Linked DNA regions of Homo sapiens: regions 1, 3 and 4 are each linked to region 2. The links are chromatin contacts, found by Hi-C or POLR2A ChIA-PET in ENCODE. All regions are on one chromosome and are shown on one strand. The core of a region is the stretch at or near the end of the contact, and the rest is flanking DNA. Distances in the headings are between cores, read along the strand shown.

Region 1 (6,397 bases), core at 1,853-4,352, 330 kb before region 2:
GAAAAGTGATTACAATTCTGATATTGGCTAATATCTAATGCACATTCAAATCTCCCAAGAATGTTTTCCATAGGATTTTTTCCTTGTTGAACTTTTAGATTGTTTTTGTTTTGTTTTGTAATGTTCACACACTACGTTTGGTAGTTATATCTCTTTAGTCTCTATTAATCTAGAAGTCCTCCTTTTATTTTTTTAACATTGACTTTTGTAAAGGAACAAGAACAGCTGTCTTACAGAATGTCCCACATCTTGGGTATACCTGTATCAAACTGAATACAAATGGGAGGTGCAATAAATGTAAAATACACATCAAACAGGAGATTTAGCATAAAAGAGAATGTAAACTATCTTATTAATCATTTTGATTACATGTAGAAAATCCAATCTTTTGGACATATTGAGTTCTATAAAATATATTTACAAAATTACTTTATCTTTTTATTTTCATTTTTTACTGTTGCTACTAGAAAATTTTAAATTACAAATGTGGCTCACATGATATATCCATTGGACAGCCCCAGTCTACAAGTTTAATTGTATACAGACTAAATGTTTTTGCAGATATATTAATATTTGCTAGGTGATGTTGTTTACTCAAAATCCAAGTGATGAGTCATTTACTACAGTCCATTCTACCGTGAGAGATACCAGGTCTGATCACTCGGTTAAGGTGCTAACTGCAAAATCTTTAATTGGAGAAGCATATTCTCCTTCCAATTAGTAAACATTCTGAAGAAAATTCTTAGATACAACATTTTTCTGATAGTTTAGAGTTCATTGACAATCCTTGCCTGAATCTATTATAACAATGGAAGTTCCAAAATGATAGCTGGAATTTTTCTCTAAAGATCATTGCTTTATTTTCTCTACCTCTCACACTTTCTTTCAGTTTCCCTTCTCTCAGAATATTAAGCATTCAGCAGTAGCATTCAGTATCTCAAAATCAGTTACAGTTACGATGTTCTTTGATGCTCAAATTGTCCCAGAGTTGGCCATTGGAAGCATCTTCCAGACAGCTTCAGTGTGCTTTCGACTACTCCATTAAACTCCACTTCCTTATTTTCAGGTACCACAAGATACTCCAGGCTCACTTTCTATTTTTCCTGTCCCAGACCTGGCTGAAATTAGCTACTGAGGGGTTCATTTCTTTTAGGGAGGAATGGTATTTAGAAACCCAGATCTGGTACTAACAGTGCTCATTGTTACTGTCCCTTTCAGTGGACTGAAAATGAACTATTAAAAGATTATGAATTCATATTGAAATTTCTAATTCAAACTTAACATTATTTTTAAAAATGTATTTGATTTCCACATTTGTATTTTTTCTCTTACACTGAAAAGCTTGGTTTCTTATAATATTAATGTGTTTACTAATTTATCTTATAATTTACATTACAGTTTCTAATATTATTAAACTTACTAGTCTATTTTACAATTTACTACTAACAATGAATCTATTTAGTGAAGTTTTAAATATTCTATAAAGGCAGAGCACCATGATCAAAATTTACTTTAAATAATTATTTTCCCTATATGATTACATTACCAATATTATATACAGATATTTATTGCCAGTTAACAACCTAAATGTACTTTTGACCTTCTGTCTCATCAGCCAGGCCACAAACGCGATGTTTACATAGCCATTTACCGGAAGCAAGAGCCTGGACCACAGAGCAGATCACCAGCAGCATATGGCTCACGTGTGGGCGACCAACACCACTTGAAAAGCAGAAGTTCATAAGACAGAAACACATATGAGCATCCGCCTGTCTGGGGCAGGAAAGCTGAGAAAGAGGCACACCAAGACTAAGGGAAAGAGGCCGGGAAGGGTAAAAAGGTGAAATGAAAAGAGGTTGGTGAATGACTAAGAACGGTTGGATAGGACAAATAAGTTCCAATGTTCGATAGCAGACGAGGGTGACTACAGTTAGCAATATATTGTATATTTCAAAGTAGCTAGAAGACTTAAAATGTTATCAACACATAGAAATGAAATATACCTAAGGTGATGTATCCTTCAAATACCCGGACTTGATCATTACACATTCCGGGCATGTAAAAAACGCTTCCATGTACCCCATTTCATAAATATGTAAAATATTATGTATCATTAAAAGAAAGAACAAAAAAGACAGGGAAAATGCATATGCTGTGCTCCACTCAGCCAACAAACTTCTGCTCTAAGCAGGGATATTGATTCCAAAGGCTAGCTTGCGTTTCTTAAAAATAATTAAAAACAACAACATGTCATTTATTTCAGAGCTGGAGGCTAGAAATAAATTACTCAAATCTCGCAACTATGTAAACTATGAAAATGAAACAAGCTAGTTACCTTTTATTGTTCAGTTTAAAAAAGTTCTTCTTCTTTGCTCCTCCATTGCGGTCCCCTTCAAGATCCATTCCGACCTGAAGAGAAACCGCAGCTCATTAGCCAAATGCATGAGCCTCAGGCGCGCTGGAGGTGAGACTAACCTCTAGTCCCCCGTCGAAGCCAGAGAGCAGTAAGAGGGAGCGCCCGCCGTTGATGCCCCAGCTGCTCTGGCCGCGATGGGCACTGCAGGGGCTTTCCTGTGCGCGGGGTCTCCAGCATCTCCACGAAGGCAGAGTTGGGGGTCTGGCAGCGCGTTCTGGACTTTGCCCGCCGCCAGTGCGATTCTCCCTCCCGGTTCCAGTCGCCGCGGACGATGCTTCCTCCCACCCACCGCCCGCGGGCTCAGAGAGCAGGTCCCCGCACCGCGCGGGCTGTGCGCGCTCCGGGCAACATGGTCCAGTGCCACTACGGTTTGGGCGCTGCTCCAGGAGCTCCTGAGTCTAGATCTAACCCCACTTGGTCCCCATGGACTTGCCAGAGGACTTCACACTATCCACGCCTCAAGAAGCCCTTCTCCCGTGAAGACCAAGTTCAGGAAATCTGAAAGCCTGACACTTGGGAACTGTCCCATAGTAGCTCCCAGCTTTGCGTGCCCCTACCTCGCGCTCCTTGGAACGGCCACCAAGACGTGAAATTTTGGAAGAAGATACTCCGACTTTAGTGGAAAGACCTAAAGGAAACGAACAGCGGCCTCTGCTTCTTTGAGCTTGGAAGAGCCGCTACTCGAATGAGCTCAGGCTTCCTGTGGCAAAGAGAGCGAAGCGGCTGTGCTCAGCCCACGCCCCGGCGCTGTTCCTGCCCAGCCAATCAGCCTCACCACAGATGACTGCTCCCGGCCCGGATTGACTGAATGCTGATTCCTCGAGAAACTGCGAAACAGGTTGAATTTCCAGGAGGAATGTTCTGGCTTCCGTTGCACCTCTCTAGAAAGGGCAAGTAGAGAAACGCGCATCAGCTGAATCATTGGGGACATTTCAACTTATGTAGACACGTCTTTCAAAGTTCACATAAGTCTTCATATCCATATAACTACAGGACGTAGTTAAGGGAAATTTTCTCGGGATTCGCATTTAATACAGTTAATACAAAAACTCCGACCTCTCCAATTCTGTATCACCTTTCTGCTTCCTAACACCTTTGAAAAGGCTAGGAGAAATTTTTCTGCAGTGGTCTTTCTTCAGCATGCTTGACAGTTTCTGAGTTACATCTGTTCATCCTTTATTTGATGATAAATGGAATGAAAGAAAAAGGAAGTTTTAAAAAATATATAGAGACAGGTATTTCAAGGTACAAATGCTATTTCAAAGTGTGTAATATTTTAAAACTTCAGACGTCAGATCAATGCCCGTGTTTTTCCAGGGCATTTTAAATTCTTACATTTTAATTCAAATTAGTAAAATAAACATAGCATGTTTTAGCATATTACATTAGTTGTAATTTCCTTCCATATTTACTGCCAACATTTAATATTTTTTCCTGTCCACTATTTACTTCAAACTGAGGAAAAGTACGTGCAATCTGCACAATTCAAAATTGTAAAGCAATGCTAACTCACATCAGAGCTTTTCTTACTTCTTATGAACATAGAGGAAATAGGTTTGTTGTATCCTCTAGTCTACATTCTATGACTTTCACATATTACCTATCAGTTTATTGCATAAGTTTAGAAGAAGAAAATCACTTTGTTTTTTACTGCATAGTCTGAGGATGTTTCCACTTTCTTTAAATAACTCATACTTCAAAGCCATAATTTTTTTCTATTCTTGACTACAAATTTTCCTTATCTTGATATATTTTGTTCTTGGCCTTACAATACAATGAAGTTTTCTTTTGTTTTTCTTTCTTTTTTCTTTTTTGAGACGGAGTCTTGCTTTGTCGCCCAGGCTGGAGTGCAGTGGCAGGATCTCGGCTCACTGCAAGCTCCGCCTCCCGGGTTCACACCATTCTCCTGCCTCAGCCTCCCAGGTAGCTGGGACTACAGGCTCCCGCCACCACGCCCGGCTAATTTTTTGTATTTTTCGTAGAGACTGGGTTTCACTGTGTTAGCCAGGATGGTCTTGATCTCCTGACCTCGTGATCCGCCCGCCTCGGCCTCCCAAAGTGCAGGGATTACAGGCGTGAGCTACAGCTCGGCCTCTTTTTTTTTTTTTTTTTTTTTTTTTCACAAATTGTTAATTAGGCTTCTAACAGGCCACTATTTTTTCCACATGTTCTAATTGCATATGCAAGTGTACAGCATTGTTCACTGTTTAAAGGCTTAACAACAACCCTGTGGTCCATCTGGGGTAAATGTAAAAGCTTTCATCTTCATTACATGCGTTTTTAATCTTATTTGTGCCTATGATCTCTGTTTTCACTTTTGTTTTGCTTTGTTGCTTTATCTCACCTTTCATTTATGTAATCTTGTTGTATTTTATGTATCCTTTTGAATGGCCTTAAACCCTCCCTAAACAGTGCAGGATATAAATACAGTGCTATACTGTTATGTTGATTATACTATTTCTACAATCTTGAGCATCAGGTAAAGATCTCTATCAAAGATATAAGTAAGTTAAAGATCAGAATAACACAGATTTTAAAAATAAGATTCTACCATTCTATTATATTGTATTCCATTTCTTTGCTCCACTGACATGAAAGTGTGAATATAAAACATGATGGACCTAAAACAAACTAGCTCTTGCTACTTTCAACAGTCCTTGGTTTCTTGAAAGACACCAGTCTTGCATTTGTGCCACCACCACTTCTGTCAAGCTGAACTTGGCTGTTCTCCTTAAGCTTCCTTAATTTCTGATGAAACCTACCTGGTCCCCTTGCAAGTTGACACTCATATACCTTCATTCAAGCGGTGATATTTCCATTTGAAGTGACTGCCACAATCTGCACCTTCTTGTCCTCCGCTCTCATGTAGCCATTTCACCAACTTGTCTATACTCTGACAACATTAAAGATTTGCCTCTCTGCTGCAGTCTGTTCTATATGTATCTATGGGAGTAATAATATATAATGATAATAATAACAACTAACATTTATTAACTACTGGTCATTTATCAGGAACTGCCAAGCACTTCAAAGAAATTAAGTCATTTAATCTTTACAAGAATCCTATGAAGTAGTTACTATTTTTGTTACTCCCATATTACAATAAAAGACACTGAGGTTTGCATTATTTGCCCAGTCACACAGCAGGTAAGGTGCTAACCAGTAGTCCCTCTCTCATAACTGTACTCTTAACCACTATCCTACACTGTAGTACATTATCATAGGACACACCACTTCACTGCCTTTTCCAGTCCCACGAAGTGTTTTCTCCTTATGAGTCCATCTTGGAAAACCTGCAATGGCTCCCTGCCACAGACTATATCATATCTAACAGTTTCCTCTTAGCTTTTAAGAACCACAACACATCACTTCTCTCTAATCATCTTCCTCACCCTCAACATGTACATGTTCACTCCATTTCAGCCAAACTCACTGGGCTTCTCAGATGATATGTGCTTTTCACTCTGTGCTTTTCCACATGTAAATCATTAAACTAAACTAATTTACAAAAGTTTTCTTCTTTAGTACCTGGCTGCATTAAACTATTTGGACTTCAAAGGCAGAAAAACTTAGATAAGGACCATCTCTGCTGATTATTATGCATAGGTTTGAACGGGTTACTTAACTCTGCTATCCCACAGTTACCTTTTTGGTAAAGAGTAGATAGTATCTTCTAATGTTATGGCAAGATTAAGTGATTTGTGTATTTAAAAGATTTGTACAGTGCCTGAAACACCCTAAACATTCAACATTGCTATATATTAGTAATAATGCCCTCTTCTCAATCTCTTTTTGCCCTCCTTAGCATTCTTTGCAACTCATGTATGTAGTCACATCTATGTATCCATATACGTTTGACCTATTATTCTCATATCCCAGCTCTGAGTCCTTTATTATGAGTATTAACAACACATTTATAGAAATTAAAAAGCTGTTCACCTATTTTTCCTTCTCCTATGGTTTTTAATTCTTTTGGATGTT
Region 2 (6,509 bases), core at 147-2,646:
TGTTCCCCAAAAGCGATTGAAATACAAAAATAAATAATAAACACTCGGAAAAAAAAAATAGCCTCAAGTAACTACTGGCTACAGTATTTGAAAGGCACACCTCTAAATCTTAATTTTTTTCCTTTCTAAAATGGGAGTAGGCATGTGCAGTGGCTCACATCTGCAATCCCAGCACTTTGTGAGGCCAAGGTGGAGCCCAAGAGTTCAAGAGCATCCTGATCATCATGGGGAGACTCTTGTCTCTACAAAAAGTAATAATAATAACAAAAAATAGCCAGGTGTGGTGTCACATGTCTGTGGTCCCAGCTATTTGGGAGGCTGAGGCAGGAGGATGGCTTGAGCCCAGGAGCTTGAGCTGCAGTGAGCCGTGTTCTCACCACTTGCACTCCAGTTGGGGCGACAGAGCAAGACCCTATCTCAAAAATACATACATACATACATACGTACATACATAAATATAAAATCAGAGTAATAGTTATAATCAAATTCTTGACCAAAGGATCAGATAATACATGTGAACTTTGAAAAACTAAAAAATACAAGTATTACTTTATGTAGATAACTATTTTATTATTGTTTTATACTCAAGAATTTCTATCATTTTGAATCAGAGGAAAATGGAATAAGCAGCCTGAGAAAACTGAGTTCCCCATATCTGGTAGAGTTTTGAGGCTGTCTGGCAATAAAGAACAAAAATATCCCGTAGAGTTAAGCTAAATCATCCCTCTATTACCTGCAGAGACCTTCCCTGGGAGGTCCTCTTTGACTCCCTGGACTGAATTAATGGTCCTCTAGGTATAACCATGACACTTTTCACACTGTATTGTAAAAAAAAGTGGTCTGTCTGCTCAACTTTACCCAAGAACAGGTGCCTCTGATCCCCGTGTCCTTCCGGTTGTCAACCGCTGGGTACATAGTATATCCTCAATCTGTATTTGTTGAATAATTCACTAGCACTGTATTCGTGAGGGTATGGTTCTCCGGATAACTTAAGTAACTACTAATCTGTGGTAAACAGAACAGCTCTTTAAGGACGATGCAGATGAATACTGGCTGCTGTAACGGCCCAGTTGGTGCATCTCGGATGCCAGGAGGCGGTCCAGTGCTGATCTCTTTCTTTTGCCCTTCCCTCCCGCCCTTCCAGTCTGTGGGATATAGAGGACCTCACAGTCACGAGGTCGCGACGGTCCGTGCCGTCGTGGAGACAAGCGGGACACGGAGAGAGAACTACATTTCCCAGCTGACTCTCCTGCGCGCGCCCTTGCCTGCGCGCGGGGGGCGAGTGCACCGGGCGCTCGCTCCCTGCCGAGCTCTTGTCGCCCGCCCGAGCCTTTGCCAGGGGATGAGGTGGGAGGCGCTAGAAACCACTTAGCTACAGCCAACCGCCCAATGCAGCACTCGCTCGCTCCCCCCGCCAGCGGAAGCGTCCGCGAAGCACAATGCAGCACTGAGCCGCGGTGGAGGTTGCAGCGCCACGGCCGCCGCAGCACCGGCCGGGGCTGGGTGGAGGTGGCCGCGGGGACCCCGGGGGCGCGGAGCGAGGGAAACGGACTCGGCGGCGCCGGCATGAGGAGCTGAGCGTCTCGGGCGAGGCGGGCTGACGGCAGCACCATGCAGGCGGCAGTGGCTGTGTCCGTGCCCTTCTTGCTGCTCTGTGTCCTGGGGACCTGCCCTCCGGCGCGCTGCGGCCAGGCAGGTAAGTTAGCCGTCCTCTGTGCCTTTGGGCCATACCATTTCCCGGGAATCTTTGGAGCCCTCAGGCGTATTGAAAAGGGGGCATCCCCATTTCCCGAGTGCGCGGGGAGATTTTTTTTTTTTTTTTTTTTAATTCGGGAGGGTGGTGAGAAGTGGAGCAAAAATATATGTGTGGAGGCGCGCAGATGCACTGGAAGCCTTCGGTCAAAGCCTGTTTTTCTCCTTCTGAAGAGGAATGGGGAGAATGGGAAAGGGGTGCCCTGCTTCTGGGCCCCGCTCCTGGTTGCTCTCGGATGAGCTGGTCCAAGGCTCTCGGGCTGGTGTCTCTGCGTCCTTCCCAGTTGGGTTCCGAGAGGGAGGGGGCGGTGGGGATTTTCGTAGGGGAGACGTAGGACTGCAGGATGGAGGAGTGAGGGTCAGGGTCATTATTTTCGCCTTTTCTCTCCACTCCCTCCTTTCCCGGTTCCTGCCTGGAGGAGACGCCTCATTGATGGAGCTAGAGAAGAGGAAGGAAAACCGCTTCGTGGAGCGCCAGAGCATCGTGCCACTGCGCCTCATCTACCGCTCGGGCGGCGAAGACGAAAGTCGGCACGACGCGCTCGACACGCGGGTGCGGGGCGACCTCGGTGGCCCGCAGGTGAGAGGCTCGGTCCGGGAGGTGGTCCTCCGCGCCTCCCGGCCCACCCGAGACCCCACGATTGCGCTCGGTTGCCCTGGAGATCCCATGTCTTCTTGGGTGAAATGAGTTGGGTCCCGATGCGAGTCATGCATGGCGCTCCCTGTGCAAAAAAGAAGGGGAAAAGGGTACAAAAAAGAACCAAAATAACCACAGGCCGAGGGCTTTGCCCGAGGGGAGTTTGTGCGGGGTGCCTTCAGCAGTGCGGTGAGCTGAGAGAACAGGCGGAGAGCCCTCTGACATCTGTCAAGCAAAAGCCAGGCATGCACAGCGAGAAGGGAGGTAGTATTTGGGCAGGGTTTGAATCATCATTGTTGTTGTTTTACTCCTCAAAGAGACTTCATAAGTGATTTAACCCAAGGTTGACACTGTAAGAAAAAATTGGAAAAAAACAAGGCTAGACGTTCTTAAGAAACCCAACTGTAAAAACAAGCTGAACTTTAAGGTTCTATTCGCACACATTTGTGGACACCAGAGATATGCCCATTCACCCCTACCTTCTAGAAAAGGTGTCCTCCTCCGACTTTCTTTATTGGTAGCAGTTCTCTTGGTTTAATTAGGGCTGTGCTGTTTGTTGAGCATTTATAAATTATGTTTTTAAAAATCTAGTTTTTATCACTGTATCTGTATTTAAATCAAGATCACACATTCACAGATATGCCTGAAAATTACTGTGAATTTATTGACAAATTTAAGTAAATACTTCTGGGGCTGTGTATTTTTTTATTTCTACACATCAGCTGATCAGGCAGTTCACCCACCTGTAAGTCCATATTAAGATAGGACTTGTTCATGTACTTGAAAATTTTTGTAAACTTTACTGAAGCAATGGCAAGCCAAACCTTTTCACATGTATAAATATATTCATCAGTGCTTTAAGATATATCTTGATGATGTGATAATTATACTAACTTATCTGTATGTGTGAAATATGTAAAAATAGAAAATATTACTTAAATCTGTATTTGTAGCCAAGTAGTTGGTACTGTTAACATTTTGTTAATAGAAGGTGGGAAATTAGCTTAAAGGGCTACATAATATCCATCAAAGATTATTTTAGTAGAAAATCCCAATATGTTAAGCTTTTAATGATGGATTCTTTTATGTGAATTAATGGTTGGTAAATGCCTATTTTCCTTTTCCATTTTGACTCGTTTCAATGGTAAAACTGAAGAAGCAGGGGCCATAGTTTCCCTATGTCATCGTATTTTTCAATTAATTAAGATTATTTCTGTGGAAGGATATTTTCACACCATTTGCAACCTTTTATTATAAAAAATTTCAAACACAAAAGAGTAGGATAAATTAATGAACCCCCAGCTCCAACAATTAGCAACTCATGGCCAATCTTGTTTTGTCTATACCCTACGTATTTCTTTTTCTATTTCCTTTCCCTCTCTATATTGTATTGAAGCAAATCATATCATTTCATTCATAAAAATTATAGGAATTTACCACTAAACAGTAAGGATTCTTTTAAAAATGCAACCATGTTACTGTATTTTCAAAAATTAGGAGTAATTTCTTACTACTATCAAATATCCTGTTTTTCAAATTTCCAGTTCTCGTAAATATGTATGTATATATGTATATGTATGTGTGTGAATGTTTATATGTGTGTGTATATATATTATATATATATATATAGAGAGAGAGAGTATATTTAGAGTATATATTTAAGTAAGTTTGTCTGGACCAGGACCCAGATAATGTCTGTAGATTGCAATTAGTTTATTTATTTATTTTTTGTGACAGGGTCTCACTCTGTCACCCAGACAGGAGTGCAGTAGCACGATTATGGCTCACAGCAGCCTTGACCTCTTGGGCCCCAGTGATCCTTCCACCTCAGCTTCCTGAGTAGCTTGGATTACAGGCATGTGCCACCTTATCTGGCTAATTAAAAATTTGTTTTTGTAAAGATGGGATTTCACCATGTTGCGCAGGCTGGCCTTGAACTCCTGGGCTCAAATCATCTGCTGGCCTCGGCCTCCCAAAATGCTGGGATTACAGGTGTGAGTTGTGGGGGCCTAGCCTGTTTTTCTGTTTTCTAAAAGGTCTTTTAATGTGTGGTTCTTTCCCCTCTATTTCTTTTTTTTCCCCTTGCAATTTTTTCAGTGAAGACATGGAGTCTTTCATCTTGTAGAGTTGCTCAGAGTCAAGATTTTGCTGTTGTAGCCAGTGCTTTAAAACAATTCACAAAGACTTTCTAGGAGAGGAAGAGAGACTGAGGGAAGAAGAGATACAGAAAAAGAAAATGACAGGATTGAACCTGGAAACTCACAGAATCTCTGACTCATGCTGGAAATGTCTTTGGGTACCTCTTGCCTTTTCTGTGTTGGTGAAAGACCACCACTTTTGAAAAGTGGAGGAGGTCAGTCCTCCTTTTCTCCCCATTTATGGAGCACCACTTGTGCAGTTTTTTGATTCACAGGAGTCTTGACTTGGGGTGGAAAGCTATTTTGGGTTCATAGAGCTTCTACTCCCTATAGCAATAAACATCACAATAGAGAAGAATGACTGGTTTTTGGTGAAGTATGAATGAATTGGTAGGATTTAGGTTTAAAAGTATGAATAGATGATTAATTCAAGTCAGAAATGAAAGCAATGATACCATCTTATAGTAATTATTACAAAACGTTATCCCAGTGCCTGGGATATGTGTACATAGTAAGGTACACATAGTACATGTTGATGTCTCTATCACTTGGGAGCCACTGCACTTTACCATGCTGCTTAAACTACAGGTGGAAATCATTGACAACTAGGACCAAATCTGACAAAATTTTAAAGACCTGTTTATCTTAGGCCAACTTTTCCTACAGTTAGGAAACAGAGGAGTTTTCTTGCACTATTGGCATTTCTAGTTTCCCTAAGAGCAATCATTGGATTGAAAAACATAAGTTGATTTTTTATGGCCCTTGTTATTTCTCTAATACTTAAATAGTTCTAATTTATGGCATTTTAATTTTAGATACCCATAGATTTTTTTTTTTTTTTTTTTTTTTTTTTGTGAGATGGAGTCTTGCTCTGTCACCCAGGCTGGAGTGCAATGGCGTGATCTCAGCTTATTGCAACCTCCACCTCCTGGGTTCAAGCGATATTCCTGTCTCAGCCACCTGAATAACTGGGATTACAGGCACCCACCACCATGCCCAGCTAATTTTTGTATTCTTAGTAGAGACAGGGTTTCACCATTTTGGCCAGGCTGGTCTAGAACTCCTGACCTCAAGTGATCCTCCCACCTCGGCCACCCAAAGTGCTGGGATTACAAACATGAGCCACCATGCCTGGCCACCCATAGATATGTTTATCAACTTCCTTTCTACTTCATAAATAAAATCAGGGTGATTTTCTGTGAACTCAAAAAGCTTATATAGATTTGTTGATTTGTTTCTTTAAAAGGCATTTATTTATTTATTTTATTTATTTTTTTCTTTTGAGATGGAGTCTCACTCTCTTGCCCAGGCTGGATGGAGTGCAGCGGCACAATCTCAACTCATGGCAAGGTCCACCTCCCTGGTTCAAGCGATTCTCCTGCCTCAGCCTCCCAAGTAGCTGGGACTACAGGCGCGTGCCACCACACCTGGCTAATTTTTTGTATTTTTAGTAGAGACAGGGTTTCACCATGTTAGCCAGGATGGTCTCAATCTCCTGACCTTGTGATCCGCCCACCTTGGCATCCCAAAGTGCTGGGATTACAGGCGTGAACCACCGCGGCTGGCCTAAAAGGCATTTATTTATTTGTGCTCCTACTCTGTACCAATTTTTATGCAAGACTGTGGGCATTTAGAGATAAAAGACACAGTTTTCTTTTAAGGAATTCTTAAAGACGTGGAAGATGAGTGGGTGAATAAACAGTTATACTTTGCCTTGTGATTTTCTGGAGGTGATCACAGAGGCCAGCGGAGGCAGAGAAGGCTAGTACTTAACCCAGGTGAGCAGTCAGGGTGGGATCTCTGGGGAAGCCGTGTTTCAAGGGTGAGTTTGGAATTGCTGCATTAAAAGGAAGGGTGAGCATATCCAACCAAAGAGGCAGTAAGTACATAGGTACATGGGAATCAGGGTATGTTTTTGTTAATTGCAAATAGTAAAGATTTCAGGGACAGATAAGATAAAACAGGAAAGCAAAGAGTAGATG
Region 3 (6,795 bases), core at 1,025-3,524, 460 kb before region 2:
ACCAAACATGTACCTGACTCAGGGTCTTTGCATTGCCAGTTACCTTTTCCGGGAATGCTCTCCCCTTAGATACCCACACAGCTGTCTCCTCTCATTTCTTTCAAGTCTTTGCTCAAATATTACCTTTAAAATAAGATCTACCCTAACCACCCTACTTAAAATTACAAAGTACTCCCCTTTTGTACTCCTGATCCCCTTAACCTGGATTAATGCTTTTTTCCATGGCGTTAATTACCTTCTAACATTGGCTGTGGTTTACTTATTTAGTATGTACATTATTTATGTCTGTCCTCCGTACTATAATATAAACTCTATGAGGGAGTGTGTGTGTGTGTGTGTGTATGATGATTTATATATATATGATGATTTTTACATAAATATGATGCATTTATCCAGGTAAATGATAAAGTTTTACTCATAAGATGATTCCAAATTATGTAAAGTATTGACTAAAATCACTGGACAAACATCTGCCACTAAATATGTTCAAAAGAATGTGCCATGGGCAATAGCAACATAATTAGAACAAGAATATAACTAATTTGATTGAAGCAGGCTTAACTTCCTTTAAATATATTATCTTTGGTCTGCTTTTATAAAAATTAGTTTCACTACATTTGATTTCATAATCATGTGGTCTTAACTTATTGTTAACTTTCTGTATTTCTCTTTTGAGCTGCTTTCTTCTTTCCAGCAGAAGCTGTGGGCTTCCCCTCTGAGGACTTTCCTGGGTTCTGAAGTGTTACTACACCTTTTGTAGGAATAGCTCCTTTGCACACGCATCAAATGTTAAGCCAGTGCAATACATAAATAGACTTCTTCATGAAAATGCCATCTATTAATAGACTCACAGTCAATCCCTGCCTAAACAGCCAGCTGATGAAAACCATATTTTTCTATTGCGTGTGTAAGTACTTCCATTGGAAGTAACACCATCTATCACTTTTTCAATTCTACATGGCAAAACTAAATTTTCTATGAAAAAATACAATGGTGCTTAGAAGAAATACAGCAAGGTTACTGCACAACCACATTAACAGGCTAAAATAATGCTTCAGTTTAAGCATCAGGTAGGCATGTTTTCAGTTAGCTAATCAAGCCCCTAGCAGCTTGAGGACAAACTACAGAGACTGATAAATTTGTCCCTCTGGGTGATCACTTGACACAGGTCAATTTTTTCTGGGTAGCCTGGTATGAACTCAGAGACCGTAATAGCCTCATAAACTATTTCAGGCTAAAGGCGAAAATGATTCACTATTCCCACAGTGAAAGAGGAAACAAAGACACACGCCATTGACTGGGAACTTCTGCCCCGCTCATAAAGCCTGTGAAGTGAGTTTAACAAGGGCCAGGGGAACCGAGAAAGACATGAAGGCAAAGGAAGCGCTGCTTCCCCCTACCACTTGAACAAAACTGATTCGGATGTACAGAAGTTCCCCCTCCCCACCTATCCTCCCAGAAAGGAGAAATACAAATAAGCCTGGCGATGAGAGGAGGGGGAGGGGTAAGACAAGGAGGAAGAGACATAACAGGGGATGGGCAGGAGGGGAGGGAGTTTTTGCTTCACTGCCCTTGTTCAAAAAGCACAGCCATCAACAGCAGATGTCTGACACCCTTTAAGTCTGAACAATCAGATGATGTATATGAAAGTCATTTGTAAAAGTTTCAAGAGTTACGTAATACAATGAATGTTATACAATGCAGATATTCATTGAATCCCCCCTGCACAAAGGGAAGGGAGCACTTTTCAAGACAGCCTTTTCTTCCTGAATCTGTTCCAAAAGGAGCCTCAGTGACATTCTTTGAGGCCACACAACACGTTTGCTCCAAGGTCAGAACCGGATGCAAGACCCTTCAAAGAAGCCTCCAAAACAAAGGTCTTCAAAGGCATCAACCGATTTTTACAACTTCTTTCCAAGGGTGAACTTAGTCCTGCTGATTGGCGTGTAACGGAAAAGCCAGTGGCTGCTGGGGATGTACCTGCTGATGCCCAGTTCAAAGTCGCCCTCCGCGCTCGTGGGGCGCCAGGCTGTTCCGTTCTTTGCCGCCTCAAGATCCATCTCAGCCTGAGGAGAAACCACAGCCTCAGAACCAAGTACACCCTCTCCGGCGGCCCGGCGCACGAGTCGCGGGGCCCGGGGGCACTGGGTGGAGGTCCGGCCACTCCCGCCCCGCGCCCCACGTCCCGGGTCTCCCTTCGAGGCCAGACGCGCCCGGACCTCTCTCACCTCGAACCTCGCGCGTGTCTGGCAGGGCCTCTGGACGCGCGGGCGCTGCAGCAGAGGGGCCTGGACTTTGCTCGCCGCGGCCTCGCCCCCGCCCCCGCCCCCGCCCCCCACGCGCGTCCGGCCCGGGAAACGCCTACCGTTGCAGCCAGGGCGAGGGCCGCGGCCCGCGAGAGCAGCTCCCGCCGCCCGCCCAGCTCTCTCCCCAGGCTAGGCGCGGGCCAGGGGCGCAGCCTGCCGCTCTTGCCGCCGGGGCGCCCGGCTGGGGCCGCCGCCCACCCTGGCGACCCGCCAGAACCAGCCCGGTCGCAGGATAAGACCGAGATCAGGCTGGAGCCTCGGGTGCCGAGAAAGCCTCGCCTGATGGGCCACCCAAGCCCCTGCAGATGACTGTCACACCCCATGGGCGCTCAGTTTTGTTTTTAAACCCATAGGGGAGACAGTTTCCGGACGCCCAACAATCACAGGGCGGCCCAGGACCGAGAGAGAGCAATAGACTCGCCTCTTGCTTCCGCATCCCCAGTTCTGGTCCAGGTGGCACTGAACCCAATTATCTCCAAGGACGGCGAGAGTCAGCCAGGGCCGGCAGGAACCATCACATTATGCTCCTTGGGGAGGAGGAACGCTGTTGGTGCCCTCTTAGCACTTAAGAGACACAGAGTTTTAGGGCTAGAGGGGTCTTCAGCGATCATCTAATTAAAACCCCGTATGTTTAACATATGAAGAAACGGATGCCCAGAGAGGTGAAGTCCTGCCTGAGGCTGCATCGGTGGAACCAGAGTCTAGGGGAAGCCTCCTGAGTCCCAGTCCAGTGCCCTGGCTCACTGCTCTCATCTAAGACTTCTGTCTGTATTGAATTGTCTCTGCTCCTACCACCTATTTGAGTATGACTTTCTTCTTTCTGATTAATTCCTCCACACTCTTCCCAAAAGGAAGTGTCTAAAACGGGGAGCCATAAGTTTCATGGCTTTGAAACCGGAGACTTTCAAACTCAGAGCTTCACATCTTATTAACTATGTGACTTTGGACACTGTGCTCATTTCTCTAGGCCTGTTTCCTTATATGTAAAATGAGGATAAAAACATCTCCCTTATCAGGTTATTGCGAGGAATAAATGAGTTGAGGATAAGGGAATTAAGTACTAGGTAAAAGCACCTAGTACTATGCCTAAAACATAGTAGGTGAGCAACAAATACAACTTTCCTTCCTTCTGATCAGGTAGCAGGATGACCAGTGGGTCCTTGCACCTGCTATGTCCTGTTAACACAATTGTTAGCCCAAGGCTTGTCTGAGTTCTCAGAGAACCTTAAAGCAGAGCATGGTATAAGTAGAGATGCTGGGTGGACCCTGGTGTGAATCTCACCTTTCCCATGTACCAGCTGTCTGGCCAGGTTATGTAATTCTTGACTCAGTCATTGGATCTATAAAATAAGGGTGTTATTAGGATTAGGGATACTGTGTGTAAAGTGTCCTGCACGTAGGAGACACCTAATAAATGGTGACTATTATTATAGTAAAAGTTCAGGCGAGGCCAAGGAAGAAAGACTGGAACAGGAGCCAGCAGCTTCGGCACTCACCCCTTACTTGTGCTGTGCCTCTGCATCCTGCTCTGCCTGCCACCTGGAGCTAAGGTGGAACTTGACTTGAAACTGCATGCTGGAGTAGAAATGAATTTAGTTGAGTATTTTTCCTCAAAATGTTTTCTCTCCATATCAGTCTACCATGACCATGAGGATTCTCTTCTTAAATCAACCCAAATTCCTTCCCTTCACTGGTCTAACAGGCGGTCAGATCATTATTTCAAGATACTCTGAGACGGAAGCAGTTGGAATTGTGTAGTTTGAAAGAAGGCTTGTGGTGACTGGAGGACATTATTAAACTCATTAGCACATAAGGAGATGACAGTTTCTTCAGTCTCTAATAAAAGAGAATTTGATAAAGTAAATGCAGATACTTGAAGGAGTAGGAAGGTTCAGAACAAAAACTAAAGCAAATAACATGTATGAGGCAATGAGGTGTATTTGCCTGTCTGTCTGTCTGAGCCGATTCACAAAGTTGTCCCTGCAAGAAGCCATGCCTATATGGCTGTGTTTACTTCTTTACCTGTATTACATCCAATTCCAGGAGCTCCTTTTATATTTATTTGATAACAGTGCAGTATCACTGAGAATTCCATCATTTATTCATCAACTAGAAGTTGAAGACTTACAATATTTAAAGCACTATGATAAACTAGATTTCTCCATTACACTCAGGCTGTAAGAAATCTTTACTTTCCCTTTACAGTAGAATATTGAGATACTTATGCATTGATGTAAGGCTGGAATTAATGCCCTACCACGCTATCTTACTTTTTCTATTTGCCCCATTGGTTCCATCTTTCTTTTTTATCCTCACTTTTGCCTTATTTTAGATCTGTTTAATATTATCATTTAGATTTCCTTTCTATAAGATGTATTCTTTTATTTTCTATTTAATAATGATCTCCTTTCTAGGGATTATGACATGTATCTTTGACTAATCATTGTACTTTTTCCTCTTCCAGGACAATGCAATGATTTTAGAACTCTTAAGTCTCTTTTTTATTCACCCCTAACTTTTACATTGCCATTGTCATGTACTTTAATTTTCTCTGTATATTCATGACTCTTCTGGGAATATTATTTCTTTATGAGTTGATACTTATTTAGCTTTATCAAAACATTTATCATTTTCTTGCTTTTTGTTTCTTCCTACATCTCAAAGCTACCCTCTTGGATCATTTTCCTTTCACCTAATGAGCACTCTTTCATCTACTGTCTCTTTCTTGTTTTCTTTAGTTTGTGACAAATTTTCTCAGCTTTTTTTTCCTGAAAATTTATTTCACTTTTATCTTGAAAAATTATCAGTTATTTATGGGTTTGCCTTACTAAATAAATATCAAAACTCATTATCAAACTATGGTAATTAGAGACATGTGTTTTGGAATGAGACAGACAAAGTAAAACAGAATCAATATCTTATAACTGATGGAACTAGAATTCGAATCCAGGGAGTATCCTTATCCGCTATGACTAGCAGGGAAGTGGAGATGGAGAACATACGTCAGATGTATCAGAGAGTTAAACACAGTCATTCTTTAATGCATCCTTCAGTCCACTGATCTTACCACCTTTTTACTGTTCCTCACCTCCTTCATGTCTTCTCTCTTAACTCAGCCTGAAAACACCCACAACCCTCTAGCCCTCTCTCTTTATCAGGCTTGCTTAGTAAAACCACAATCCTGGATAATTCAAGTTACTGAGCTACTGTGAACCTACACCATGCAGCAGAACATGTCTGAAGAAAAATACAAAGTCATCGGGCTTGCCTCGCCATGAACTTACATGGCCCTATACTGTATACATAATGTACTTATTATGTTTATTATTTATTGCCCACTCTGTGGGATGCAAGACTTATGAGGGCAAAGATTTTGTAAAATTCACTATGTATCCCAACGTTTACTGACCAATAGTCATAAGATGTTTTCTTAGTTCATTCACTCACCTGCTTTTCTAATAATTATTTCATATCGTCTGTTTTCTCAAATTCTGTTCTTTTACATCTTCACATTCTGCTAAATTACCGTGCTTATTTCACTGATGAAGTTGAAGTGTTTAGAATGGAACTCCATAACCTCCTACCATGATATTTTTCCACTTACCAGCATCTGTACCAACACTCTGCCTTTGCTGTTTCTGTAAATGAACTATTCATGCCTCTCTTTGCAGCCAGTCTTTGTTTGCATGTTCATCCTGTAGATCCCATCCCCTTTCACTTTCACAAGGAGCCATTCTTCCCTTTCTGTCCTATATCATCAATTTCCCCATGCCTGCTGGATCCCTCCTGTGAGCTTACATACATACTGTTATTTCTTCCATCTTGAAAAACAAACAAAAAACCTCTCTTGACCACACTTCCCCTGCCAGCTACCATCATATTTCCCTCTTTTCCTTTGGAGCTAAACTGGTTGGCAAAGTTTATTACTTTCTTCAATTCCTGTTGTTCTCTCTGAAACCCACTCTAAACAGAAGTTTGATCTTTCCACACTACCGAAACTATTTTTATAAAAGTCACTGATAATCTCTGCTTTGCTAAGTCCAAAGATCAATTCTCTGTTCTTATTTTACCTGACAAATTCAATAATTTGACAGATTTATCACTCTGTCTTTCTGAATATATCTTTTTCATATAGATTCCAGGACACCATATGTTTCTCGGATTTTCCTATGCTTTCCTGATCACTCTTCCTCAGTCTCCTTTGATGCCTTCTCTCTCTCTCTTTTTTTCAACTACTTACCTAACACTGGAGTGGTCCAAGGCTCATTCCTTGGACTTCTCAGTCTATTCTCGCCACTTCTGTCATGTCAGTCAGTCACACAGCTTTAAATACCATCTGTATCGAATAATTTCTAACTTTTTGTTTCTAGCCTAAAATTCCCTCTTGCATTCCTGACTCTTAAACACAAGTGCATCTTTGACATTCCTATCTGGATGTTTAACAGACATCTCAAGCTTAACATGCCTAACCTGCTCCTGATCCTTTCCC
Region 4 (6,595 bases), core at 3,730-6,229, 310 kb before region 2:
GTTTGTGAGACCCATCAAGGTACTCTTCATTATGTGTCTGTCATAGCCTGTAATACCCACCTCACTATCCATACCCTATTAATGAGCACGCTTCGCGCTTCCTGGCCCATGACCCTGTCTGCACTCCCTTCCATGATGCTCTCTGGAACTTTTGCTCTATGACCAATACTACCTTGCATTCTCCAATTCTTTGGAATGGTCTTTCTGCTTCCTCTTCTCAACGGAAACCCATACCTCCCCTGAGTGTTCTGCTTCTCTTGACTTACTCTCACATGGACTTTTTTTTTTTAAAGCAATTTTCATACATTTTCTTCATGCTCGCTTCTGATAGTTTTTTTTTCTCTCTTGCATTACTAACCTTTCCCTCCCAGTAGATTCATTGCATCAGCTTCAAAATATGCTCAAGTCACTTCTGTGAAAAATAATGACATGATAGCAATAAAACACCAATGTCCCTCTGTTCAATATTCCCCCATACCACCACTCTTTTTTTCTCCCCTTTCATAACTTTTTAAGATTGTGTGATACTCACTTCCCACTGACTTTTTACTCACTGGAATTTGGCTTTCACATTCATTGTGCCACTGAAACAGTGCTTATTGATCTGCAGGAGTATTTTATAGAGGAAATTAGCTCTTTGTCTATGATTTGAGTTTTAAAAATGTTTTCTCGGTCTCATTTACTTTTGACTTTGCTTATGATGATACTTGATTTGTGGATTTGAAAAAATTTATATCTATCCATTTGTGGTTCATAAGCGTGATGATTGAGCTTTCACACACATGTGAGACGTGCCTCACCCAATCCTTGTTATGATGTCAGCATATTACCCATCTGACGTCAAAGTAAATAAAAATTAAAAAAACTTACATCTTCAATGTTTCTAGTTTCTTCTGTACAGATGCTGGGTTTATGGCATATTTAAAAAGTCCACTTCTCTGAGACTAGAATAAACTATGGTTTGGTGATCTCTCTGGTTTATAGCACTTTATATATACATTTTATAGTATTTTATATTTGAGGACATTTTATATGTTGCACTTGTAATTTTGTCTGTTTCGATGAGAAGAAGGAAGTTGGGAAAACGGTGAATGGGTATGTTCTGCCCATTCGGTTCTACAGAATTCCTATAAGTTAATTTAGGTATCTACTGTTTTCATAATTTTTACTGTGACTCTTTGTAAAATCTTTGAATACCTTTGTGCAATGCTTAAATAAATAAAAATAATTGAAATAGGTGCCAAAAGAAGTCCAAAAAGTAACGTGGACTCATGGAGTTCTATAATAGTATTATGCTGTGTACTGAATAAATTGATTGACAATATCCAGATTAGTAATCTAGAGGGAGAAAGAGACCCAGGACATACTACTTAGGATAAATGAGAAAAGCCTTATCAAATAAGGCCCCCATGTGGCAGTGTAATGACACTCCATACATGCAAAACAAAACAAAACAAAAAAGAAAAACACAGCTTGTTTATGGCAAAGTCTTGGTAAGCAAGTACTAACATGTCAACTAAATCCTTCTAAGAGTAACATTTGAAAAATAACGTTATGGCTGGGCGCGGCGGCTCACGCCTGTAATCCCAGCACTCTGGGAGGCCGAGAAGGGCGGATCACGAGGTCAGGAGATCGAGACCATCCTGGCTAACACGGTGAAACCCCGTCTCTACTAAAAATACAAAAAAATTAGCCGGGCGTGGTGGCAGGCGCCTGTAGTCCCAGCGACTCGGGAGGCTGAGGCAGGAGAACGGCATGAACCCGGGTGGCGGAACTTGCAGTAAGCGGAGATCCTGCCACTGCACTCCAGCCTGTGCGACTGAGCGAGACTGCGTCTCAAAAAAAAAAAAGAAAAAAGAAAAATAACACGATTACCTCATCATTTAAGATGGAGTTTTACTAAGTTTTCAGTCATAGTTCACAGTGAAAATAACATGAACATGTACTGGAGGCTAGGAAGCCAATTTTGAGGATATTAACATCTCACTTTTCTCGTTCTGTCATGACCACTCACTTTTATCTTCTTGATAAATGCTTCAGAGGCATGTGTGTTCTCTCCCTCACTCACGACACACCCAAGCATCGGTTTTTAGAAATTTTATTGATAACTGATGGTTTTCCACTCTTTTCTTTCTGCAGTTTTATCTGTGGTTAAATAATAACAACATCAATTTGAGTAGTATTTGTCATTGCCAGCGCAAATATTTTGCTGAGACTGCCTGCATAACCAGTGCATCTGTTTCCTGATGGCTACTTCTGAATCCAAACTGTTGAACTAGCAAGAAGAGACAAGTTAAGTTGTAGCTCCTAGGAAAAGAAGACTCTTTATAAGCCTCCGTGTCACAGGAGAGCAGACACGTAATGTTCTGGAAGAAGTGCACTGACTAGTCACAAACATCCATATATAGAAATTTCGCCTGCTTTTATTAACTTGAAAGATAAAGTGTAAAGTCTGACTAAATTGTTTTCTTAAAATTTTAATGTATGAATGAATATTTATCATAGCACATTAGTTAAGACTGACACTATATACGTATGGCTAGAGAGAGAGGAATATATATATATATATGTACATATATATGTATATGTACATATATATATATATAGAGAGAGAGAGAGAGAGAGAGATGGAGTCTCATTCTGTCGCCCAGGCTGAGACATATATATATATATATATATATTGTCATATATATGTGTCATATATATTGTCATATATATGTGTCATATATATTGTCATATATATGTGTCATATATATTGTCATATATATGTGTCATATATATGTCATATATATGTGTCATATATATGTCATATATATGTGTCATATATATGTCATATATATGTGTCATATATGTGTCATATATATGTGTCATATATGTGTCATATATATGTGTCGTATATGTGTCATATATATGTGTCGTATATGTGTCATATATATGTGTCATATATATGTGTCATATGTATGTGTCATATATATGTGTCATATGTATGTGTCATATATATGTGTCATATGTATGTGTCATATATGTGTCATATATATGTGTCATATATGTGTCATATATATGTGTCATATATATGTGTCATATATGTGTCATATATATGTGTCATATATATGTGTCATATATGTGTCATATATATGTGTCATATATATGTGTCATATATATGTGTCATATATATGTGTCATATATATGTGTCATATATATGTGTCATATATATGTGTCATATATATGTGTCATATATATGTGTCATATATATGTGTCATATATATGTGTCATATATATGTGTCATATATATGTGTCATATATATGTGTCATATATATGTGTCATATATATGTCATATATATGTCATATATATGTCAGAGAGAGAGAGAGAGAGAGAGATGGAGTCTCACTCTGTCGCCCAGGCTGGAGTGCACTGGCGCAGTCTCCGCTCACTGCAACCTCCGCCTCCCGGGTTCAAACGATTCTCCTGCCTCAGCCTACCGAGTAGCTGCCACTACAGGCGCGTGCCACCACACCCGGCTAATTTTTGTATTTTTAGTAGAGATGGGGTTTCACTATGTTGGTCAGGCTGGTCTCGAACTCCTGACCTCGTGATCCGCCCGCCTCAGCCTCCCAAAGTGCTGGGATTACAGGCGTCAGCCACCGCGCCCAGCCCATATATTTTTATTCTACTAAACAGAATAGTAGAATAAAATTAGACATGGTAGCTGAAAAGGATGATTTTTTGACTATTTTAAATAGAGATTTTTAAACTTTAAAAACCTCAGAAATTAGGAATTTACAACTTTATTACACAAACGTGCGTTGTTAAAACATTCAAGAGTAACAGTATGCCCTGCATTAACAGGGATAATATATAAGAAAAATAGAGATAGCCACACAAAACTATATATTCTCTGACATTCTTTGACAGAAACTTCAAAAGTAGAGGTGAAAGATACATGGATTTTGGAGCCACTGAAGCCGTGAAATTTCAGTAAAAATTATGTCAAATGTGACTTCAAATTAAATTCGAGAAACATTTATTGAGAACCTGTTCTATGTACAGCACTGTGCTAGGTCCCATAGGGAGAGTAAGTCATTTAGGATTGCACTCTAAAATCTGGGCATATTGGTGCAAAGGGAGGTGAACAGCAGGCGTAGGTGAGTGTCAGAGGACCTGACCCAAGCTGGGACCCTCCTGCAGGTAAAACGGTGGGTAGTGAGAAGCTCTAGGAAGGGGGCGCTTCCGAACACGCGCGTCGAGGAGGGCGTTCCAGGACTCTGAGGGAGCAGCCCAGCTGGACCGAGGCCGCGTCGTTCCTGGGCTTACTATTCCCAGACCCGGACTCCCGATTCCGGAGTCACGGCCCAGGACGCGAAAAGACTCTACACTGGCACCACGCTCCTCCTTAGGCGGGCCGTCAGTCCCGGGTGCGGGCTGCGCTGGAGGCTGAGGTGGGAGCGACATGGTGTGGAGGGGCAAGAAATGTCGGCACTAGACGCGCCAAGAAGGAGATTCTACGAGCAATTCCCCCCTCGGGCCATTGTGTTGCTGTTTATTAGCCCCTGGGAGGGCGTCAGGACAAAAGGAACCCTCCTCCCTTCTTAGTACTTAGGCCCAAGGTCGGGTGTGGGAGCCGGCGCGCTGCTTTCTAGGCAGGCACTGAAGCTACGGCAGCCACGCAAATAGGTATCAGCCGTTAAAGCTTGGCTACAGGCAAGGGGGGGGCAATAGGCCCCTGGCGCTGTGGGGCCCCGCATCCCACAATCCCCGCGGCTAGCCTGTGTGGCTACTGGCGGCAGCTAGCGGGCTGCGAAAGCGAGCCCAGCGTCCTTGACAGCAGCCCACGCGTCGGGGCGGGGCTTGAGCCCGCTGCTTTAAAAGGTCCGCGCGGCCGGCCCCGCCCCTCTGGTGCCGCGATTGGATCCGGCGGGGGTAGCGTTGATTTGATAGGCGCAGAGAGGGTGGGGCTGCGCACGCGAGGCCGGGGGCCTTGCCGCTGCCTCCCGGGCTGGGGCACGAGTGGCTGCGGAGTGTGGGTGGTTGGGCGTGAGGGGCCGACGGGCTCGCGCGCGCGCCGTCTGCTGAGGTCCCTCGGGAAGGAGGAGAGCGCCTGACGCCGACCCGCAGGCGCAGCCCGGCAGTCGGCGGCGCGCCGAGGGCGGAGGTGGTGCGTGCGTGCGTGTGTGTGTGTGTGTGTGTGTGTGTGTGTGTGTGTGTGTGGAGCTCGGGTGCCAAGGGCGAGCCGTCAGTCCCCGGGTGCGAGTCCCTGCTGTCTTCCACACCCTTCCTCCCTCCAGGCTCCTTTCCTACATCCTTCCCGCGCCCCCACGGTTGCGGACCGAGCGAGAACCCCCTTAAGCAGGTGTGGGGGGCGTGCGGGGTGGCACGAGACAAAAGGGGCACGGGGGTAAGCCCGCCATGGCCTCCCGGAGCCTGGGGGGCCTGAGCGGGATCCGCGGCGGTGGCGGCGGAGGCGGCAAGAAAAGCCTGAGCGCCCGCAATGCTGCGGTGGAGAGGAGGAACCTGATCACCGTGTGCAGGTACGGCAGCGCAGGGCGAGGGGAACCAGCCTCCCGCCGGGGCTGAGAGCTCTGGGCTTCCGCGCGGGTCCTTGGGGGTCCCGGGCATGATGGGCTGCCGCCCAGTGCCCCCGCCTATGTTGCGCCAGCCAAATCTGTGAGCGCGCAGCTCCTTGGACAGGGGCCCGGGTCTGGACACCGTCGCAGCCCTGGACTTTGTGTCAGTTCCAGTGCTGAAGGTACTGGAGGGTAGAGCTTGGGGCGGGGCTGGAGGAGGATTTGTTTTGAATGTGCAATCTAGCGTCAGAGTGAAAGAGGAGGGCAAGGAAGAAGAGCTCTTTCATTTAATGCCCATTCAGCTGTCAGCGAGCTTTGGATAAAGTGGTAGTTACTGTGATTGTTTACTGTGTTGCCCCCAAATCAGAGTGCATTTCGTTGTTTTGGCTTGTTTACATTATCTTCAGCCATTTCATTTCACACGTTAGTTGAGTGCCTACTACATGCCAGCCATTGTGTATGTGAGCGTGTGTGTACTATCCACTTTTCAGCTACAGTGCTAGTGCTGGTTCTGCAGTTGTTATTAAGAGTGGGACTGTGGAGGATACCTAGTCTTTATGTCAATGATTTATTTTAAGGCCTGCCTTTCCTTAATGCTTTATAACTGTAAATGTAGTATTTCCTTCAGAAAAATATAGAAACAATAAAAGAATAATTACTATTGGGCCGGGCGCGGTGGCTTACACCTGTAATCCTAGCACTTTGGGAGGCTGAGGCGGGCGGATCACGAGGTCGGAGTTCGAGACCAGCCTGGCCAACATAGTGAAACCTCGTCTCTACTAAAAATACAAAAAATTAGCCGGGCGTGGTGGCGGGCTCCTGTAATCCCAGCTACTCGGGAGGGTGAGGCAGGAGAATCGATTGAACCTGGGAGGCGGTTGCAATGAGCTGAGATAACGTCATTGCACTCCAGCCGGGACCACAGGGGGAGACTTCGTCAAAAAAAAAAAAAAAGAACTATTTATAGTAAGCCTAGTATTCAGAGATAACTGGTTTTTAACATGCTGATATATTTTCTTTAAGTCTTATATC

The links. A loop is a pair of places that touch in the nucleus more often than their neighbours do. ChIA-PET counts read pairs that join two places held with the same protein, here RNA polymerase II (POLR2A). Pooled maps may share reads with other maps.
Region 1: a pooled map shows a loop between it and region 2 (8-fold over the local background). The contact joins the promoter of ABCB1 here to the promoter of ADAM22 in region 2. A Hi-C loop is called at or near these places in 5 of 37 single-sample maps with no recorded cell type and 9 of 50 pooled maps. POLR2A ChIA-PET finds 5 or more read pairs at or near these places in 4 of 52 experiments (HEK293, OCI-LY7, activated CD8-positive, alpha-beta T cell and 1 more).
Region 3: a map with no recorded cell type shows a loop between it and region 2 (9-fold over the local background). The contact joins the promoter of ABCB4 here to the promoter of ADAM22 in region 2. A Hi-C loop is called at or near these places in 1 of 168 maps with a recorded cell type or tissue (GM12878), 12 of 37 single-sample maps with no recorded cell type and 5 of 50 pooled maps.
Region 4: a loop to region 2 is called in a map of CD8-positive, alpha-beta T cell, with 15 times the contacts of the local background. The contact joins the promoter of RUNDC3B here to the promoter of ADAM22 in region 2. A Hi-C loop is called at or near these places in 4 of 168 maps with a recorded cell type or tissue (CD4-positive, alpha-beta memory T cell, CD8-positive, alpha-beta T cell, naive thymus-derived CD4-positive, alpha-beta T cell and 1 more), 1 of 37 single-sample maps with no recorded cell type and 13 of 50 pooled maps. POLR2A ChIA-PET finds 5 or more read pairs at or near these places in 1 of 52 experiments (CD4-positive, alpha-beta T cell).

What each region holds. Positions count from the first base shown.
Region 1 is chr7:87,597,782-87,604,178 of GRCh38, forward strand. It overlaps ABCB1 (ATP binding cassette subfamily B member 1), which reads right to left and starts at 3,103. Exons shown (of 28, transcript NM_001348946.2): 1 at 2,974-3,103; 2 at 2,336-2,409. The coding sequence starts at 2,403. RefSeq lists enhancers at 1,206-2,405, 1,615-2,004.
Region 2 is chr7:87,932,855-87,939,363 of GRCh38, forward strand. It overlaps ADAM22 (ADAM metallopeptidase domain 22), which reads left to right and starts at 1,397. Exons shown (of 32, transcript NM_001324418.2): 1 at 1,397-1,696; 2 at 2,172-2,332. The coding sequence starts at 1,612. RefSeq lists a silencer at 1,300-1,709 and enhancers at 1,816-2,393, 2,394-2,971, 2,520-2,569, 2,580-2,659.
Region 3 is chr7:87,473,406-87,480,200 of GRCh38, forward strand. ABCB4 (ATP binding cassette subfamily B member 4) reads right to left here and starts at 2,275. Exons shown (of 28, transcript NM_000443.4): 1 at 2,229-2,275; 2 at 1,981-2,066. The coding sequence starts at 2,060. RefSeq lists an enhancer at 1,462-1,531 and silencers at 2,002-2,141, 2,152-2,351, 2,402-2,651.
Region 4 is chr7:87,623,419-87,630,013 of GRCh38, forward strand. It overlaps RUNDC3B (RUN domain containing 3B), which reads left to right and starts at 4,980. Exons shown (of 11, transcript NM_001134405.2): 1 at 4,980-5,527. The coding sequence starts at 5,406. It overlaps LOC124901834 (small nucleolar RNA U13), which reads left to right and starts at 739; the gene lies at 739-840. It also overlaps a transcript of ABCB1 not described here. RefSeq lists an enhancer at 4,735-5,029 and silencers at 4,895-5,124, 5,175-5,224.